Regions from separate parts of the Homo sapiens genome. Here regions 1, 2 and 3 are each linked to region 4. A link is a loop called in an ENCODE intact Hi-C map of the cell type or tissue named here. Cell type or tissue: B cell. All regions are shown on one strand.

Region 1 (5,000 bases), 350 kb before region 4:
CTGTAATCCTAGCACTTGGATTACACTCCTCCCCTCCTCAGACACCTTCACTGGCTCCCCAGTGCCTGTGAGCAAAGCCCAGTCTTCATGATCTGATATTGTGAGCCCAGTCCACTTTGCATTTTGCCTTCCCTGCCTCTAGACCACTGCCCAGTTGTTCCCTCCGCCTGGAAGTTGCCTTACTGTGGAAGGAGAAGGTGAAGCTGGCGGCACTGGGCAGGCTGATGTTCTGAGGGCTCCACCAGGAGGTGACAGAAGTGGCTAACAGCGGGGGGCCCTGAGCCAGGCTCTCCTCCTGGTGCTGGAAGCAGAGGAGGCTAGAGGCTTTGTCACTCAGCAAGAAGTCACGCTTGCCATAGAGAAGATGTAATCTCCCAGCATGTCGGTTCCAGTAGAGGCAGAAGTGGTAGAGGCCCCTGGGGTCAGGGAAGGATCGGGAAGCAGGGTGGGCTGCAGGGAAAGGGGCATGGACTGTGAGGGCCTCTTCGGAGTTCTCGATGGAGATGCGCAGGTCTGGTGTGGGTTTGTAGTGGAGGCTGCTCCTGTGTGTCTGGTTCCGCTGGCTGCAGAAGCGAAAGTCTTCCCTGTGGCCCCTGCCGTGGGCACCTGAGGAGGCAGAGGCTGCAGATGGGACCCCGTGGCAGGGGCTGACCAGAGGCATGGAAGGGGACAGGACCTAGGCTGAGTACATGTGAACCTGGAGCCTGAGATTCACACACATTCCAAGGGTCTACAAAAATGTGTTAGTCTTTCCCACTCAAAACTTATCAGCATCAAACTATAAAAAGAGGAAACTGAGGCCGGGCGCGGTGGCTCACGCCTGTAATCCCAGCACTTTGGGAGGCTGAGGCGGGCGGATCACGAGGTCAGGAGATCGAGACCATCCCGGCTAAAACGGTGAAACCCCGTCTCTACTAAAAATACAAAAAATTAGCCGGGCATAGTGGCGGGCGCCTGTAGTCCCAGCTACTTGGGAGGCTGAGGCAGGAGAATGGCGTGAACCCGGGAGGCGGAGCTTGCAGTGAGCCGAGATCCCGCCACTGCACTCCAGCCTGGGCGACAGAGCAAGACTCCGTCTCAAAAAAAAAAAAAAAAAGAGGAAACTGAAAACGAATAGTAATTTCAAGGGGAAAACATATTTTTAACAGCAATGAAGTATTTAATGAGGCCATGGCTGACATAGACGGTTGTGCAGGTGGTACACTGCACAAGAATGCTCTGGCTGCAGAGGTGAGTGGGGCCAGTACCCCATCCATATTCCATACCCTAAGCTGTGCACTGCAGGGCTGCACCTGCCAGAAGGAAGGAGTGTCTTTTGCTTTTCTCCAAGGTACCCTCCACTAGCCGAGCTGTAACTGCCTAAAGGAGTTAGCATGTGTGCTGGCAGCCACCCTAGGCACAGGGGCATTTTAACGTAAGTTCCAACAGCCCAGGGCACCCCTGGGAAGACCTGCCTTGGACCAGGAAGAGCAGACTCAGCAGGAACAGTGTCGTCTGCAGCAGCGACTGGGGAGTCATTTTCCTCCGACGGAGTCACTCTTGGAAGTCACCACCTGGAAGAGACCAGGAGTGTTAGCTGGGAGTGTGGACTGTGTGGTGGTTGGGCTGGCCCTGCAGAAGAGGAGGCCAGTGTGGCATGGATGTGGGAGGTGAGGTGGGGAAGCAAGTGTGGAAAAAGCCCATGGACCTCCCCAGAGCGGCCAGAGGCCGCTCCCCAAGAGGCAGTGAGGCCAGGCGTGGTGACTTATGTCTGTAATCCCAGCGCTTTGGGAGGCTGAGAAAGGAGGATCGCTTGAGCACAGGAATTCAGACCAGCCTGGGCAACACAGTGAGACCCTATCTCTACAATAAATAAACAAAATTAGCCAGGCATGGCGGTGTATGCCTGTGGTCCCAGCTACTAGGGAGGCTGAGGTGGAAGGATCACTTGAGCCCAGGAGGTCGAGGCTGCAGTGAGCTATAACTGCGCCACTGCACTCCAGCCTGGGTGACAGAGTGAGACCCTGCTTTAAAAAAAAAAAGGCGGGGGAGTGGCTGTCCAGAGTCCAGCTGAGTTCCAGTCTCAGTTCCACCTTTTGCCCGCTGCAGGACCTTGTGTAAGTCACTCAAAATCGGGCTAATCGTAGTACCTCCCTCCTGAACCCAGAGTGACGGGATTATCTTATCTAGAATCTGGCATGAGGGTTCTACCTGGAACCGTCACCACCTTGCCCCTCCAGGCCCGGAGGGAACACAGAAAAAAGGGGGCTCCCAGAGTTCTCCCCAGCTACCTCCCTATCATCATTCCTGAGACCTAGCTCAGAGGACACCTCCTCCAGGAAGCCCTCCTCAACTCCCTCCAGAGTCAGTCCCAGCCTCCTTTGGTTCACACCACTGGCCAAAGCCCCTCCCCACCCCCAGTAGCCTCCTCCAGGTAGTGGGAGACGTGCATTCCCTCCTCCTTGGTCAGCCAGGGAGCACCTGATCCATCTCTGTGGGCAGGCCCTGGCTGTACAGAGGTTGCTGGATAAAGGCTGTGGGGATGGACAGTGAAGGAACTAAAGGATCAATGCATCCGCGACGCCCTCTACAGGAGCCAGAGGGGAAGGGCGCTTCCTATCATGACCGCCAGGGGGAGCCAGTACCCAGGGTCCAGAGCATCTGGAACAGCAAAGGGACCACGGTTTCTGCTGGGGACAAGGACTCGGTATTGCCCCGCCCTGGCAAGGATGGAGCAAATCTGACCCCCTAAGCTCTCTATTAGCTGAGCGGCTACTATCTGCCAGCCTCTGTGTTGACCCATCCCACCCCTGCATCTGCATTGATTCCCACTCCAACCCTCTGAAGTGGGCACTGCTGTTGACCCATTGCACAGATGGAGAACCTGAGGCCCATGGAGTTAAATGACTTGCCCAAAAATGCTCCCGAGGCCAGGGGCTTTCCCTGCCTGGTCAGGACTATAGTGCCTGGCAGGGAACCTGTGGCCCTGGCACTTGTAGACTTGCCAGAAGGCTTGGCCCTCCCTATGGCCAGCCGGCCCTGTGGCAGAGCTGGGTGCTCACAGACACAGACAGAACCTCATCCTGCGTGGCGCGGCAGCTGGCCACAGTGACAGAGGCAGTCATCGGCCACAAGCCGGAGAACACACGTGGAGTCTGAGTTTAAGAGAAACCAAGGAGGACTTTCAGGAAGAGGTGGCTTTTGAACCAAATCATTGAGAGCAGCATTAAAAGAAGGGGTGTCCCAGGCAGGAGCTCAATGTCTCCTTCCTGGGCCAGTCCTCCCTCAAATAAACCTGGCCCCTTCGACTGAGAGCCAGTTCCCTGCGTCCCACCATGTGGAATGGAACCCCAATTTCTCAGGCCTTGTCAGTTCAGTCGTAGGTCAAATAGGCACATCATCTTGCCCTGGTGGCATCACAGAGCCCTTTGAGAAGAAGGATGTGAAAGTGTTTTAGGGAAGGGCACCATTTCCCAGGTTGTGATTTGTAAGCATTTTGATTCCTTTTGAAACTGCCTCCTGCCACCTCTGACCACTGGAAGGAAACCCAACATCCGGGGACAGGGACATGTCCCTTCCGGACCCCCTCTTTCCTTCTGTTTCCTGTCAGTCTCTGTTGCTGTCCCCCTCTGATTGTCAGTTCAAATGCCACTTCCTCCAAGCAGCCCCTCACTGCTACCACCACTCCCTACCTGTAAACTCGAAGCTGACAAATCATTTGGAGAATTTGGATCCAAGGCCCAAAGAGGGCCAGTGACCTCCTGAGGTCACATAGCAAGCAAGGAAGGAACTGGCCAGAATCCATGCATCTCCCTGGCTTACTGACCTTCAAAGTGAGCCTTCACTGTCAGTAGGCATGGCTGAAGGACAAAGCAGAACCACCGTGTCACTTCAGCCCTCCTGGATTGGCCCTTGAGAGTAAAGGAGGGGAGTACAGGTAGAGAGCTCCCCATCATTGGAAGGAAACAAGTGAAGCGACAACATGGGGTTCCACGGAAGAAATCCAGACACACACAAGGGACCAACTGTCCCTGCCACTTCCTGAGTCATCCCCACTCCACCTCAGCTGTTTGAACAACTACTCCAAGGTGGACAGCCCTGGCTCCATTAACATGCTTGAGGCTTGAGGGGAGGGGCTGGCTGGCTTCCTTTAACCCATGGGGTAGACTCTAGAGCCAGACTGCCTGGGTTCAAATCCTGACTCCCTCACTAGCTGTGTGTCCTTGGGCTAGTTACTCACCTTCTCTGGGCCTCGCTTTCCTCACTAGTAAAGAAGAATAAAGAAGTCAACCTCACTCAAAGGTCATTGTGAGAATTAAATGAATTGATACCTGTAAACGGCTTAGAGGCAGGTGCCATCAGTCTCAGCTAAGTATCTCTGTACTTTCTAAACAGCTCATGCCTGCCCCTAACTCAGCCCCCTGGGCCTGTCACAGGCCCCTCCTCCCTGTTTCCCCCTCTTCCCGTACGGCCCCCAGCAACCAGCTCACCCACCAGAGCACCTTGAGGGGAAATTCTTAGAGCATGAAGCTTCCTTTCCGGGAGAGTGCAATGGAAGGTTAAACCCCACCCAGAAAACTTCCCTCCTCCAGAAGCCCGTTGGGACAGGAGAGCTGGGCTGGGGACAAGAAAGTTGCCACACAGATTGGGCAGGGGGACACTGTCACGCTTGTCCACTTAGCGCCCCTCCTTCATCCCTGCCTATGCCACCCCTCCAGGTCTGCCCCACGCACACACACCTGCCACCTGCCCACCCACCCACCCAGGCGCCAGGGATGTAGCATGAGTCTCCGCACAGACCCCTGGGACCTGACCTGTCTCTGCCTCTGGAGCCGCAGATCCCCAGCGCTACAGGGCCTCAGCCATCAGGCGCTCAGTACCAACCACGGCCCCACAGGCAAGGGCCCTGCCTCTGCTCACACAGAGCCAGAGGGAGTGGCTGAGCAGGGGGCATTCTAGCAACACCCCCGCAATGATAATGTTAGTGGTGACATCCACGTTATCACACCAAACCCTCAGAA
Region 2 (5,000 bases), 220 kb after region 4:
GTTTGATTCCTGGTGCCACCAGTTACCAGCTTTGTACCTTTGGAAAAGTTAGGAAAAGTCTCTGGAGTTAGTGTCCCTCTCTGGGGAGGGAGGGTCATGGGATCCTCAGGACAAAATAAGGGGTGCAGGTGCAGGTGCAAAGGCTTGCCCAGCCTCTCCAAGAGACGGCATACTCCAGACCAGTGGGTCTCCACTGCGGCTGCACACTAGAATCACTCAGGGAGCTTTCTAAATACTCTTTTTTTCCCCCAAGACAGGGTCTTGCTCTGTCCTCCAGGCTGGAGTGCAGTGGCATGATCTTGGCTCACCGCAGCCTCCACCTTCTAGACTCAAGGGATCCTCCTACTTCAGCACCCCACCCCACCCCTACCCCCCGCCCCGAGTAGCTGGGACTACAGGTGCATGCTACCACGCCCGGCTAATTTTTGTGTTTTTTTGTAGAGACGAGGTTTCGCCATTTTGCCCAGGCTGGTCTCAAACTCCTGAGCTCAGGTGATCCTCCTGCCTCAGCCTCCCAAAGTGCTGGGATTATAAGCGTGAGCCACTGCACTCAGCCCAAATACTCCTTTTAAAAATAGTGATTTTTAAAAGCTTCCCAGGTGACTCTAATGTGCAGTCAGGGTTGCGATCCACTCATCTACAGTCTTGCTAAGCTAAGTATGGCCCAGCAACATGGCCATCACTTGGGGGCTTCTTAGAAATGCAGAATCCCAGGTGTCTGGGGCTGTCTGGAAGGGCTGGAGAAGTCTGGGTATCCTGCCCCAGACTTGCTGAACCAGAATCTGCATGGTGACAGGATCCTGACACCCTTACAATTTATGTAACTGCAGTTTTACAGCTTGGGAACCACTGGCTGGACAGATGTGTGTTTAGGGGAAGGATAGAGGAGGCAATTTGACAGCACCTGAGGCATGTGAAGGAGGCGAAGGGGGAGTCTGTGACTTCCATCAGAAAGATGGACATTCAGACACAATGGACTTTGGGGACTTGCGGGGGAAGAGTGGGAGAGGGGCGAGGGATAAAAGATTACAAATATGGTGCAGTGTATACTGCTCGGGCGCTGGGTGCACCAAAATCTCATGAATCACCACTAAAGAACTTACTCATGTAACCAAACACCACCTATATCCCAATAACTTATGGAAAAATAAAATAATAATAATAAATAAAACTAAAAAAGAAAGATGAACGTTCAATTTGTACAATTATAAGACTGAGGCCAAGAGACAAAGTAGTAAAAGGAGATTCTCCCCATCTTGCAGATAGACGCGGGTACTTACCAGCCTGATCGCATTCTCAGTGCGATGGCTCACATGCAGAGACGGGGAGCTTCCATTGGATCTTACTGCTTGCCACCCCATAACCTTGCTTTTCTTTGAATTTTATTTGTTTTCATGTATATATTTAAACTGAGCCTACTTTGGGGAGGAAGGGGGCAGGGAGGCTGTACTCCATCCGTGCTGGATAGAAAAACAGGCCGGGCATGGTGGCTTATGCCTGTAATCCCAGCACTTTGGGAGGCCAAGGCACGTGGATCACTTGAGGTCAGGAGTTTGAGACCAGCCTGGCCAACATAGTGAAACTCCGTCTCTACTAAAAATACAAAAATTAGCCAGGTGTGGTGGCGAACATCTGTAATCCCAGCTACTCAGGAGGCTGACGCAGGAGAATTGCTTGAACCCGGGAGGCAGAGGTTGCAGTGAGCCCAAATTGCAGCACTGCACTCCAGCCTGGGTGACAGAGCAAGACTCCGTCTCAAAAAAAAGAAAAAGAAAAAGAAAAATCAAAAAACGGTTAAGGCCTCCAAGCAGGCAGGTGGCAAGAGAGGAAGTTTCTTAATAAAATGAACAAGGCAATTTCACACCAACTTGATGTAGGCCCAGCCAGCTCTGCAGTGCCGCAATACTATGGTTTATTTCAGGGAAGCTGCTGAAAGTTTCTTGGAGTGTAGAATTTGGGCAGATATGAAGGGGGGAAAAGGCGAAGAGAGAAGTAAAATGGCTAAGCAGCAAATGAAAATAGTGTCCTTGAGCTCCGGGGTCCCCTGTCCCCCATGGCCAGGTGCCTCTGCTGGTATCCTCTGCTCCTTCCTCGGCCTTGGCTCCCCTGCCAAGCTATTTCCAGGCTTTGAGGGATTCATCCTTCATTCTTGGGCAAGGAGAGGAGGCAATGCAACCCCTCTAGTGTGAAGGTGATCTTGGGCACACTGAAGGCCAAGGTCAACTCGGCATCATGTCCCAGGAAAGGGAGACAGAATTTCGGACCCAGGGTTGCCTGGTAAACTTCTTGGATCCTCTTCCTGCCTACTTTTTCCCCCATGAGCAGGCTGACGGGCCCATTTGGTGCTAGGTGTGCCCTGACCCTGGCCCGGTAAGGGTGGCCCTGTGTGAAGTATGGGTGCTTGGCACTTGGCTGGAGGACTTTCTCCTCATGCTTGGCAGGGGGCCAGGAACAACCTGGAGGGCTGCAAAGGTCAAGGCCAAGCCACCCAGGTGATGTCACTGGTAGGCTGGGACATCCCAAGCTACTAGGCCGGGTGGGAACAGGCCCCAGCATCGCCTCCTAACTTCCTTCTGGGTCCCACAGTGGAGGAAGTTATCTCATGAATCGCCAGTGGGCTAGCCTGCCCTCCAGTGGTGCTCAGCTGTAACTGCACCACCCTCCCGACTTGGTTTTTCACAATGGGGTGGGAGGCTCCCCCTAAGATCAACTTGTTTTAACTACACGAGGGAGACAGGATGCTGATCTGTCATTTTGGGCATCTCTTCACGTCATATGATATTCGGCTATAAAAAGAGAGGAGAGCTAGGATAACTCGTTTTTGTTTTTTGTTTTTTTTGCCGGTAACTTTGCTCGTCTTGCTTTCCTGACCTCTCCAACAGTCTTAATGTGTGTCTGTGTGTTGTGGGGGTGGCTGCTAACCCACATACCTCAAAGACAGGTAGCAAAGGGTTAAGTCACATTCTATTCCATGCCTGTCTGACTTCCAAAGCCATGTTCCTCTGGTACAACATACCCATGCAAACTCTCTAGGCCAGGGTCAAAGAGCAGCAAAAAGTGGGGTCAGGTGGGGTGTCAAGACAATGGGGAGTGGTGGGGACTGCAGCAAGCTGAGGCATGTGTGCACATCTAAAAGGCACAGTCATGTGACTCTTCAGTGGGAGTGCTGGATTAGCACTTAAAAGCAAGCAGAATCTGAATTTTTATGTAAAATTCCCAATTTTGAATACTGACAATGAATTCAGAAAGTAGTTTCAATGTTATGCAAGTCAAACAAAAAATGTTTCTAACATGCTGAGCTTCTATAACACCCTCACGTTGCAGGCGAGGTCTGGAGAGAGGAGGTAACTTGCCCATGGCCACGTGACTAGAGACAAGTCCTGAGCTGGGAACCCATGTCTCCTGACTCCCAGGCCAGTGCTCCACTCAGCACACCTCTCTGTTGTTTGCGCTGCTGTCCAGTCCTTACGGCAGGGGGTGAACCACCTCTGACTTCAGTGGGGTAAGAGGAAACATTGGATTCACGCTAGACGTGGAATACCATTGTGTTTATTGATCAAGCCTGGCTTCGAGTGTGACAGAGCCATTCTTGGTTCTCCTTGGAAGTAACAAGAACACTGGGTAACATGTGAAGTGCATGGAGACTCACCTGAATCCCACCAAAGTAGTAGCTGGACCCAGTAGCCTAGCTTATTGTCTTGGCAGTGCCCCCTACCCAGTACCATTAGACCTGGCTTTGTCCCTTACATAGGACAGACTGGGCTTCTCCACTCCCGCCAGGCTGGCCCTACCTCCACCTGTCCTTGGAAGCTAGTATGTAAGTAAGGGAGGAGTCATCAAGTTTATAGATGGGTAGGCTGAGGATTGAGGCAGGAGGGGACTTAATGGCTGAGTCCCTGGCTTGTTCCAGAGCCCTGGCCCTTGAGCCCCTGGACTGGTCAGTGCATGGACACTCTCCCCTCCCAGCTCGGGCGGAAGACTTTTCCTGACTTAGCTGCTCCATACACACAATCTATAAATATGTATTTGCTTTAAAAATTAATAAATTAGATCTTGGGCCAGCCTGAGGTCATCTGGCCAGCCATGAGTCCTGTGACATGGACATTTGTCATGTGTCATATATAGACCAACAATCATGTATCCTGCTACTTGGGATGCCAGCACCCATGCCACAGAACACGTGCCACACTGACTTTCATGTAACGCCACATGTCAAGGGGTCACACTGCCACATATAACCGTACGTGTCATGCATTGTCATGACACCCTCATTGTGTGTCGCATGTCCCCAATTGATCACACATATCCCACGTAATGCAGGGTACTCCTTTGTCCAGACCCAGCTCCTGGTTCCCAAAAAAGTTCTCCCTGAGGACTGCAGCAGGACACACGTATCCTTCCTCCTGGGTGGAGTGCAGAGCGCCCTGCCGAGGCTCTTCTTTCCTGAGTCAATTATCCCAGTGGGCGAAAGGTGGATCATTTGGGTGCATCACTTGGCTGGATTCCAAAGGTCTTGAGGGGGCCATCAAGTACCCCAAGGGGCCTGGGGCTGGTTGTCAAAGAAGGCAAAGTCCAGCCTGGGCTCCTGGCTCTTCAGGTGCTGGGCCATGTCGCAGGGAATGGGGTTATTCCAGAGGCTGTGGGGCACAGATATAGGCACTCATTCATCCTCCCATCTTTGCCATCTGTCGTATCTGCAGATTGGGAGGCTGAGGCCCAAAAAGGTAGAGCTGTGCCTAGAGTTACCTGGCAGAGGCAGGTGTTAGACCAGCATAGCTGACCTAGGGAGAGGGTGTACCCCACACCTGCCTCCTGAGTCCTCCAACTCAACCTTCCTCCCTGGGAGATAGTGATGCCAGCTAAGGCCACACTCATATGACACATTTGTGCAAATAAGGAAAAGACCCTCTTTCTTCAAGATGTTTTACTTCCATCTGTCTGAAATTGTCATAATATATGATTTTGGTAGAACAAGGTACTTTACTCTCATCTGCTAGAAA
Region 3 (5,000 bases), 150 kb before region 4:
TTTTTAGTAGAGACGGAGTTTCGCCATGTTGGCCAGGCTGGTCTCAAACTCCTGACCTCAAGTGATCGCCCGTCTTGGCCTCCCAAAGTGCTAGGATTACAGGCGTGAGCCATCATGCCCAGCCTATTATAAAAATTTTCAAACACGCAAATTGAAAGAATTATGGAATGAACACCTGTATATCTGCCACTAGGTTCAACACATCTGTCATGTTCTTCATTCATCCATCTTGATTTTCAGTGCATTTGTTGCAGATATCAGTATTATTCACCTCTAAACATTTTAGCATCAAAGACTTCTACGTTCACTGTTTTGTTATTCAGATGCCATTTACACACAATGAAATGCATAAATCTTAAGTGTACCATTCTATGAGTTTTGACAAATGTATACACTTGCACAACCTAAACCCAATCTAAACAGAGAACATTACTGTCACCCCAGAAAGTTCCCTTATGCCTTTTCAGTCATTCCCCATTCATACTGTTCTGAATTTTTCACTCTAGGTTAGTTTTTGCTTGTCTTAGTTTTGCCTGTCCTAAGATTTCATCTATATGTACATGTTTCAGTAAAGCTTCTTTCACTTAGGACTATATATGTGTGTGTATATATATATATTTATTTATTTTAAGTTTAAATAGAGACAGAGTCTTGCTATGTTGCCCAAGATGGTCTTGAACTCCTCGGCTCAAGCAACCCTCCCACCTCAGCTTCCCAAAGTGCTGGGATTACAGGTGTGAGCCACCACACCTGGACCACTTAGTATATTTTTGAGATTGATCCATATTTTTATGCCTATCAGTATATCTGGCAAAGATTCTCTCCTTGATCAGGCTCTAACCAGGCTCCTCTGAGCCCTCTTCTTATCTAGGCCTCAACCTTGGCCTATAAAGACTTGAACACACACTAACATAAGCATCACTCAGGGCCACATCCCTTAAGATAACCCTACCCCCCTTTAAAGTGCCTGCCTGAGAAAACTCAAGGCTGTCAAAAAAAATTTTACTGTTTGTTCAGGCTAACACTTAAGAAGGATAGGGCTTGTCTCCCTGTGGGAAAACAGAATCCTAACTTTGTTAACTGCCAGCTAGCAGACCAATCTTATTTATAATTATTCACTATCCTGACTCTACTGAGTCCCCACCTGCCTTCCTCCCTCCTCCCTCATTTTTTCTTTGAAACACCCAGTGACTTCTGCATGCTCTAAACTCAAGGTTGGGCTCCGTTCATGCTAGACTCTTTTCCCTATTGCAATAGTTATTACTGATTAAAAATGGTCCTTATCACTTTAGTGTCCAGCTTTCTCTTTGACTGATTTTTAGTTTTTATTGCAGAATAGTATTCCATAAAAAAAATACTATTCTGTTGCTAGACAACTGGACTGTTTCTGTGTTTGGCTACTATGAATAAAATTGCTATGAATATACTTGTACTAACTTTTTTGTAGACACATACCTTCATTTCTCTTGGTGGATTTGCGGGGTCATAGACATTACTTTTACTACACATCTTTAGTTTGGAATTTTGTATAAATACAACAAAAGGGGGCTAGGCGGTGGCTCATACCTGTAATCCCAACACTTTGGGAGGCTGAGGCAGGCAGATAACTTGAGGTCAGGAGTTTTGGACTAGCCTGGCCAACATGGTGAAACCCCGTCTACTAAAAATAAAAAATTAGCTGGGCATGGTGGCACAACCCCAGCTACTAGGAAGGCTGAGGCAGGAGAATCACTTGAACCCAGGAGGTAGAGGCTGCAGTGAGCCGAGATTGTACCACTGCACTCCAGCCTGGGTGACAGAGTGAGACTCTGTCTCAACAACAAAATTAAGCCAAGTAGGGTGGCACGCACTTGTAGTCCCAGCTCCTTGGGAGGCTGAGGAGCCAGACCCTGTCTCAGAAAAAAAAAAAAAAGAAAAAAAAGAAACAGAATAGTATGTGCCAAAATATCAATATTTTAATACATGTACTGAAAGATACGGCACAAATATCCGCAAAACTTTGAAAAGGAAGGAGCAGATGCAAAGTATGACTGTAGTACCACTGAGGGTCATGAGAAGATTTTAGGTGAAATACAGGTGAACGTTTCATCAGTTATGTATGTATGCTAAAGTGTTAATGCATACGTTCTAATTAAGGAAGGCGATATTAGTTTTCCATTTATGACAATGATATAAAGTTTCCTCTTTAAGAACTCCTATTTAAAAATAAAAATACTGAGTACATAGTGGCAAAGGTGGTAAGAGAGTATCACAGAATTCGTGAAGTGGTGAGGAAACGGCTGGCTTTCGGGAAACAATGGACTAGGCTCTCTGTGGCCGTGTCCACCTGTCCTTCCAGTGGACTTGGCAATGGACTTGAGAATGGGTCTGCGACTGCCAGTTCTGTAACCAACAGGCTCAGGCTGCGTGACTTTCGTACCCCGAGCCCTCTCTGAGGCTCTGCCAACTCCATGAAATGGGGGTGACAGGCCCTGCCCCGCTGCATCTGCCCCTCACAGACAGCGGAGCAGGGCCGAAGCTAGCCAGGCGGCTCGCCCGAGCCCGCGCCGATGCCCTTCACCTCACCTTGCTCGTGGGCCGCCCCAACGGCCTCTTCCCCCCACCGTCGAACCCAGCTGAAGCCGGCCTCGCGCCCCCTCCGCGCTCCCCGCCTCTCCCCGGCTTGGCAGCCCCCTCACCGGGCAGGCATCGCAGCTGCAGGAGCCTCCAGCCCGCCCGGCCAAGCGCACCAGATACCGCCGCCGCCGCCATTTTGGAAGCGGGCACGTCGCCCACGGCGACGCGACCGGTAGCTACGGGACCACGGCCCTAAGGAGGGCGGAAGTCGTCGCTCCGTGGAGCCTCCTCCTCTCGCGAGAGGCGCAAGGCGTGGAGTCGACGGCTGGAGAGAAGCCGGGAGCGAGCCCAGGCGGCAGGTGAGAGTGGTGGGGGCCAGCTGAGCGCCAGAGCTCCCTCAACTGTCCCCTCCCGGCCCACCCTCGTTCCCACATCCTCTCATTTTCTCTTCCCACCCCGTTCCTCGATGGGAACGCAGCCACGGCCGCCCCGCTGAAAGCCCCGGCTGGTTTATTCCTGAGAAGTCGGTGTGAGGGGCCAGGGCCGGCCCTAACCTCCCTGGGGTCCTGACTGGGAATTTCTGCCGTTCCCCGGCTGCCTCGTCCCTTGCGCAGCCGGCCCTACTCTGAGGCCCCGGGGACACCACGCTGAGGAGAAACGGCTCCGAGCTTGGGATCGGGGAGACCTGGTTCTGAGACCCGGTCCTACCAGTAGCCAATCGTTGTGACCTTGGGCCTCAGTCCCCGTGACGTTTTGGTCCCTGGGGGTTCCTGGCAGCAAAGCACGAAAGCCTTGGAGTCGGGGGGTACCTGAGCTCACGATTGTAATTTCGAACCTGCAACTTGTCCGAACCCCCAGCGTGTTGAGTTGATATAATTAAGTATCCAGATCGGAAGGATGCTTGTTACTAGAACAGACAGCTAGGCCTTTGTCCAGAAGGATTGATTGAGTGGGTCTGGGTGTGGTCCAGGAATCTCATTTTAACCACTCCCTCGGGTGATTTGTAGGATCTGCAAGTTCGGGAAAGGCTGGTGCCCTTCATTCTGACATTACTGAGTGCCAAGCTCTGGATGGCTCAAGGAGGTCACGGTCTAGCCACTAACAGAGCACTTCACGGGGGTGTCATCAGAGAAGGCTTAGTAGGAAGAAGTAAACGGTTTTTGGGCTAAGAGTAACTGACGACAAGAGCATGTGATTCTGTCGATTTTGTGTTTGCAGTCAGACCCCATCATTGTGTCTGTTAAAGTTGTGCTTTGCACACCCCTTGTCAAATCTAGTCTTTTCAGAATATCCGGCTCCCCCCTGCACGGGTGCGGGGAAGACCTCCTAAGCCAAAACTTACCCCAAAGGTTAAAATTTTAGATCCATATTTCTGGTTTTAGGTAAAACACTCCTCTCCATAAGGATTTGTTTCTGAGTTCTATCCATCCATCTTTGAATGAGCCTTTCCTGTGGAAACTAACATTTGGGTATCCTTTCTGAAACCCTAATTCCTGACACACGCCAAATGCCTGGAGACGTTCCTGTTTCATTGTTGATTCTCACTTTTTAAAAAAAATTCTGGGCCAGGCTCATGCCTGTAATCCCAGCACTTTGGGAGGCTGCGGCGTGTGGATCACTTGAGCTCAGGAGTTCGAGACCAGCCTGGGCAACATGGCGAAACCGCATCTCTACAAAGAATACAAAAATTAGCTGGGTGTGGTGGTGGGTGCCTGTAATCCCAGCTATTTGGGAGGCTGAGGCGGGAGAATCGCTTGAACCCCGGAGTCGGAGGTTGCAGTGAGCCAAGATTGTGCCATTGCACTCCAGCCTGGGCAACAGAGCAAGACTCTGCCAAAAAAAAAAAAAAAAAAAAAAAAAAAAAAACCTCTAAGGTCTTAGTCTAAGTGTCTAGACAGAGCGTTCTCTTGAGGGCAGGGAACAAGTGTCTTCTTGTCTGTCTCCCGTGTAGGGACAGGCACATAGTAGGTTTCTTAGGTCTCATTTGCAGGTTGTAATTGTGCCTTCCTACCATTCTGCTAAAGCTGGCAGGGAAACTGAGGCCCAGAGAGGGGCAATGGCTGACTTGGATTGCACAGCAGGCTGGTTAGGCCCACTTGGTACTGGTCACCCAGAGGCCAGGCAGTGACATGTATGTGCACAAGAGCTTCAGTTAGTTAATTTTATGTTTTTAATTTAATTTTTTTTTATTTTGAGATGGAGTCTCACTCTGTCTCCCTGGCTGGAGTGCAGTGGCAAGATCTTGGTCCACTACAACGTCCGCCTCCTGAGTTCAAGCAATTCTGCCTACCTCAGTCTACCAAGTAGCTGGGATTACAGGTGCACGCCACCATGCCCAGCTAATCTTTGTATTTTTAGTAGAGACGGGTTTTCTCCATGTTGGCCAGGCTGGTCTTGAACTCCTGACCTCAGGTGATCCACTTGCTTCAGCCTCCCAAAGTGTG
Region 4 (5,000 bases):
TATAAAAATTAGCCAAGTGTGGTGGTGCACACCTGTAGTCCCAAATACTTGGGAGGCTGAGGCAGGGATTGCTTGAGACCAGGAGATTGTCTGCAGTAAGCCAAGATTGTGCCACTGGACTCCAACCTGGGCCACAGGGCTGGACCCTGTGTCAAAACAACAACAACAACAAACAAAAACACAGCAGTTACTCCATCACAGAAGAAAATCCAAACTCCTTTCCCTGGCACTCCAGCCCTGTGTGATATGGCCTGAACCTTCCCATCACCTTACCCCTGCCACACTGGCCTTGCTGTCCCTCCAACAGACTATATTTCTCTCTGCCTCAGAGCCTTTGCACTGGCTATGTCTTTTATCTGAAATGCTGCCACCTGCAGCTTTGATCTTGCTTGTGTTTCTCCTTTTGAACTCAGTGTCAGCTCCTCACAGAGGCCCTCCCTAACCACCCTGCCTAGGAGAGCCCCAATCACTCTTGATCACTGTTAAAAGGGTATTTTTTTTTTTTTGAGATGGAGTCTCACTCTGTTACCCAGGCTGGAGTGCAATGGTGTGATCTCAGCTCACTGCAACCTCTGCCTCTCGGGTTCAAGCAATTCTCCTTCCTCAGCCTCCTTAGTAGCTGGGATTACAGGCAAGTGCCATGACGCCTGGCTAATTTTTGTATTTTTAGTAGAGACGGGGTTTCACCATGTTGTCGAGGCTGGTCTTGAACTTCTGACCTTGTGATCTGCCCACCTCAGCCTCCCAAAGTGCTGGGATTACAGGCATGAGTCACCTCGCCTGGCCAAAAGGATAATTTTTAAGATAAAATCATAATTCTCATATAAATATAAAATGAACACGTCAAAGATTTTATTTTAGTCATTAATTAATGGGAGGACCTGTTCAATGTTATAGCCAATTCAAAAGAGAATTCAAAGACACACATATATTGGCAATCAGGAATGCTGAAATGAATTTATAAGCAGATTGCAAAATTGGTCAATATCCACAGGGCAATGATCAATTGCATTCTACCCTAACAAAATTCACCTGTATTTCTGTGGACAAGAATTATTTGGACATAAAAGTAATGAAAGGTGCAAGCCCTTATAGAATCAGATCCAGCTATCTTTTTTGCCTGTTTTAAAGTCTTTCATGAGTTTCTTGATGCATCCTCTACCCAGCATTTAACAACACCTGGATGTATTTGTCCACCTGTTTCTTATCCTTCTCCCTTCGCTCCATGCCTGAATGTATCTTGAGAGTGGAAATTCTGTTTTGTTCACAGCATCTAGAAGAGTGGCACATAGCAAGTGCTTAATAAATGTTTGTTGACTTTCTTTCCAGCTTCCAGGGCAATTTGTATTTTAGAAGAGGACACAAAAGAGTTTAGTGCTAAACCTAAAGGAAAGAATTCTGGCAGTCAATGAGGAGAGGACATTTGGGACAGGGAAAGAGGAGGATTTCATTGTCTTTCAGATAACCAGGACCTCTGCCCACCCCCATGGGGCTGCATCCCAAGCTCCAAGCATCTCAAGGGAATCTAATCCAAGGGTGGTAAGTGCTGCTGTTCTCTGGCCGAGGCCGCTCTGTGATACCATCTCAGACAAGTCCGAGGGCACTAAGAGGTTAATGTGACCCCACTGCTCACACCTTCTAGGCCTGACCCCTGGACTCCAAAGTTGGCTCAGAGATGTTCGAGGGTCTTGGACCCTCTCTTCTAGTGCCTGTGTACAGAGAGGGGCAGCAGCTGCCATTGTAGGAATATGAGTCATTAATGAGGGAATTCATTAATTAATGTGTAATTGTTACACACCAGGTCAGCGGCCCAGCCCCCTGAGATCCTAGAAATCCTTCTGGAGAAGGGCACCCTCTCGGTACCGAGGTCTTCTGGTCCCTGGAAACAGCCTGTGCGCGGCGTGCGTAAGCCTAGAGGGGGTGGAAGGGAAGAGAGGAAGATGCCGCGGGGGCCAGGAAAAGAGAGATGAGTCACGAAATGAGGGGATGCAGGAAGGAGGAAGCGAGGGAAGAATGAATCCATGGGATCTTCCCTGCGTACCTACTGTGTGCCGGGTACGGTTTGGGCACTGGGGACATAGGAATAGGGCGGGTCTGGCTGTGCAGCTGCAGGCCTCGTTCTATCCCGGAGCCTGAGTAAATGAATTATAACACATATACAAATGTGAAGCTGCAGCTGGGGCGAGTATTCGGAAGGAGAGCGCGGTAAGAGTGCCAGGCGGCCTTGCAATACCTGGGCTTTACCTAGATTGGGCGCCAGCCCACGGAAATGTCTGCGAATCAGTGCAGGTATACGGACTTGATTGCATTGTGCACAAGGGAAATGCAAGGTTGCTTGCAGATTTCAGGAATCAAAGCTGACATGATAGTACATGTATGAATGCAGAATGAATACAGGCTGGAGGCACGAATGCATGTGTATTGAAGTAACAGTCTTCGGTCTCGGCCTTCTCTAGTAGGCCTTGCGCACCCTCTGGCGTCGCCTAGGTGCATCGCGCTGACCTTCCTTGTCCCATCTCTCCACGCCCATTGGAGCAAGTGAGTGTATCTCGCTCCACCCAACGCCGGGCGGACAACTAGGAGTGGGTCTTCGCTGCCCACTACGCATGCGCATATTGCAGAACTTGTGAAGAGGCTTTATGCGCCACACACTGCAAGCAGTCAGGATGGCCGAGCGGTCTAAGGCGCTGCGTTCAGGTCGCAGTCTCCCCTGGAGGCGTGGGTTCGAATCCCACTTCTGACAGAGCTCAATTACTTTTCCTCATCAACACCGCAGATCAGTGAGGTTATGATGTCTTGTGTGTATGTGTTCTGTGTATATGTTCTTATAATCTTTTTTTATTCTTTTACAGATCAATGAGGTTATGATGTCTTGTGCGTATATGTTCGCATAATCTTAATTGTTTTACAAAACGAGTATTTTCTTATTAACGAGCATTTTCTTTTTTAAAAAAGAATCTCGCTCTGTCGCCTAAGCTGGAGTGTGGTGGCGACATCCTCCCGCCTCAACCTCCTCCGAAGTTGGGAGTTCAGAATCACACGACCACGTCCTGTCAGACTTTTTCTTCCCCACAGACATTCATTTAGACTTTGGATTGTGTGTAAAACGTACGGTCCTCTGTGTTTGAGGGCCTCTCTTGGTGTGCGGTCGTCGAAGATTTCTCTTCTGAAATACCGGAAAAGAGCGCTTGTCAGAAGTGGGATTCGAACCCACGCCTCCAGGGGAGACTGCGACCTGAACGCAGCGCCTTAGACCGCTCGGCCATCCTGACTTCCTAGGAGAGACTATTTTGGGGTCTGATGTAGTTCCTCTCATGCTTCAACGACGCTCGGGACTCAGAACCCAGAGGCGGTGTCCCGGGCAGTTCCGAGTCCGGCCTGCAGCTTAGGTTATCCACAACCAAACCCATCCGGTGCAGCGAGACTCACTGCTGTGGTCAAACTGGCGCTTTCAACTGAATACACAGATAATTTAAATGGAAAATCAGTTTCCCTTACCATCAACAGAAATAAACACAATGAAAACGAAATAACGTTGCTAAATTCTAGCTGCCTGCCCAGGCTCTGAGCCTCAAGTGGTGGTATTATGAACTATTACTAATACCGGTCGGATGTTTCGGGCTGTGAATGGGGCACTGGCGGAGTAGGGGGCGGGGTTTGGAGAATTATTGTTGGAAGGAGGACGCTCTATAAGGTTTTTGTCATCCGCTCCTCAGGACGGGAGGCCTTGGGTTGGGAGATCCCACTCTGCAAATGATTACCTAGGGCCTCATTCAGAAAGAGTTGGCTTTTAGACCTTTCTAATAAGCTGATCAAGGGAAAAAGTTGGAGATTGTTAAGCTTGGGGAAGAGAATTATTATCTGTCTACAAAAGCCTGATATACAAGGGGTTGGGATTGTGTCTGCCTGTCCTTTTTGCTCCAAGAACTGGGGCCCGAGGTGGGGGTGCAGTGGGTGAATAGTTACAGAGGATGGGTTTGGGAGAAGAAAGAGTTTGCTGGAAAGGAAACAGGGTGACTGTATTGGTAGTGATATCCCTGTCGCTGGAGGCATTCAAGACGAGGATCGATGGTCACTTGGTGGAAATGCTGCCAAGGAGATTCAAGAGTTTCTATTGCTGCTGTAACACATAACTACAAATTTGGTGGCTTAAAACCATCCCATTTATTTATCTTACAGTTCTGGAGGTCATAAGTCTAAAATGGGTCACAGGGTTACATTCCGTCTGGAGGCCAGAAGGGAGAATCCATTGCCTTTCCTCTTCCAGCTGCTGGAGACCACCCACATTCTTTGGCTCCTCAGTCCACACCACTCCAAACTTTGCTCTGTCTTCACATCACCTTCTCTGACTCTGACCCTCCTGCCTAACCTCTTTATAACAACCCTTGTGATTACACTGGGCCTGTCTGATAACCCAGGGTCATCACCCCATCTCCAAATCCATTATTATTATTATTGTTATTATTTTGAGAAGTAGTCTCACTCTGTTGCCCAGGCTGGAGTGCAGTGGCACGAACTCGGCTCACTGCAACCTCCGAATCCTGGGTTCAAGCAATTCTCCTGCCTCATCCTCAGCCTCCTGAGTAGCTGGGACTACAGGCACACACCACCATGCCTGGCTAATTTTTGTATTTTTAGTAGAGACGGGGTTTCGCCATGTTGACCAGACTGGTCTTGAACTCATGACCTCAAGTGATCCACCCGCCTCCCAAAGTGCTGGGATTACAGGTGTGAGCCAATGCGCCCGGCCCAAAGCCTTAATTTAACCACAGCTGCAAACTCTCTTTTAACCATTTAAAGTAACAGAGCCACAGGTTCCAGAGATTAGGATATGATGAGGAGACTCATTATTCTACCAGTGCCCTAAAGCACAATTTGATTTGGAAGATTCCATCCAGGGGTAATTTTCTATAATATCTTTGGTCTGAAACCAACTTTCCCCACCACTTCGCTGTTCAGTCTCCCCAAAACTGCTCTGAGTTCACCTCCCCCCTCATCAC

What was found. Peaks named below come from ENCODE experiments on the same cell type or tissue, not always from the same donor. Only the 100,000 strongest peaks of a DNase experiment are listed, where the experiment ranks them.
Region 1: a loop joins it to region 4, with 33 times the contacts of the local background. A loop is called at or near these places in 6 of 110 quality-filtered maps.
Region 2: a loop joins it to region 4, with 5 times the contacts of the local background. A loop is called at or near these places in 41 of 110 quality-filtered maps.
Region 3: it touches region 4 in a loop (11-fold over the local background); 12 of 110 quality-filtered maps call a loop at or near these places.

Annotation. Positions count from the first base shown.
Region 1 is chr16:57,646,806-57,651,805 of GRCh38, reverse strand. ADGRG1 (adhesion G protein-coupled receptor G1) reads right to left here. Exons shown (of 14, transcript NM_201525.4): 2 at 1,455-1,553; 3 at 184-606. The coding sequence starts at 1,518. Among named protein-coding and RNA genes, the nearest start is that of ADGRG3, 19 kb to the left of the region's middle. RefSeq lists a silencer at 202-602. In B cell, CTCF peaks have their summits at 2,382 and 2,581 (motif pointing right); DNase peaks (open chromatin) are centred at 2,595 and 3,435; H3K27ac peaks cover 1,206 bases.
Region 2 is chr16:57,082,054-57,087,053 of GRCh38, reverse strand. It overlaps NLRC5 (NLR family CARD domain containing 5), which reads right to left. Exons shown (of 49, transcript NM_001384950.1): 49 at 3,534-4,637. The coding sequence ends at 4,526. Among named protein-coding and RNA genes, the nearest start is that of CPNE2, 8.0 kb to the left of the region's middle. RefSeq lists an enhancer at 2,392-2,521. In B cell, CTCF peaks have their summits at 2,437 and 2,646 (motif pointing left); a DNase peak (open chromatin) is centred at 2,623.
Region 3 is chr16:57,445,257-57,450,256 of GRCh38, reverse strand. CIAPIN1 (cytokine induced apoptosis inhibitor 1) reads left to right here and starts at 2,872. Exons shown (of 9, transcript NM_020313.4): 1 at 2,872-2,915. It overlaps COQ9 (coenzyme Q9), which reads right to left and starts at 2,778. Exons shown (of 9, transcript NM_020312.4): 1 at 2,679-2,778. The coding sequence starts at 2,751. RefSeq lists an enhancer at 2,666-2,960. In B cell, no CTCF peak of the experiment used is centred here; a DNase peak (open chromatin) is centred at 2,806; H3K4me3 peaks cover 1,805 bases; H3K27ac peaks cover 1,664 bases.
Region 4 is chr16:57,298,223-57,303,222 of GRCh38, reverse strand. It overlaps TRL-CAG2-1 (tRNA-Leu (anticodon CAG) 2-1), which reads right to left and starts at 3,272; the gene lies at 3,190-3,272. TRL-CAG2-2 (tRNA-Leu (anticodon CAG) 2-2) reads left to right here and starts at 2,661; the gene lies at 2,661-2,743. RefSeq lists silencers at 2,629-2,798, 3,089-3,298 and enhancers at 2,949-3,008, 3,419-3,548. In B cell, CTCF peaks have their summits at 2,268, 2,467 and 3,534; DNase peaks (open chromatin) are centred at 2,552 and 3,252; H3K4me3 peaks cover 1,744 bases; H3K27ac peaks cover 1,411 bases.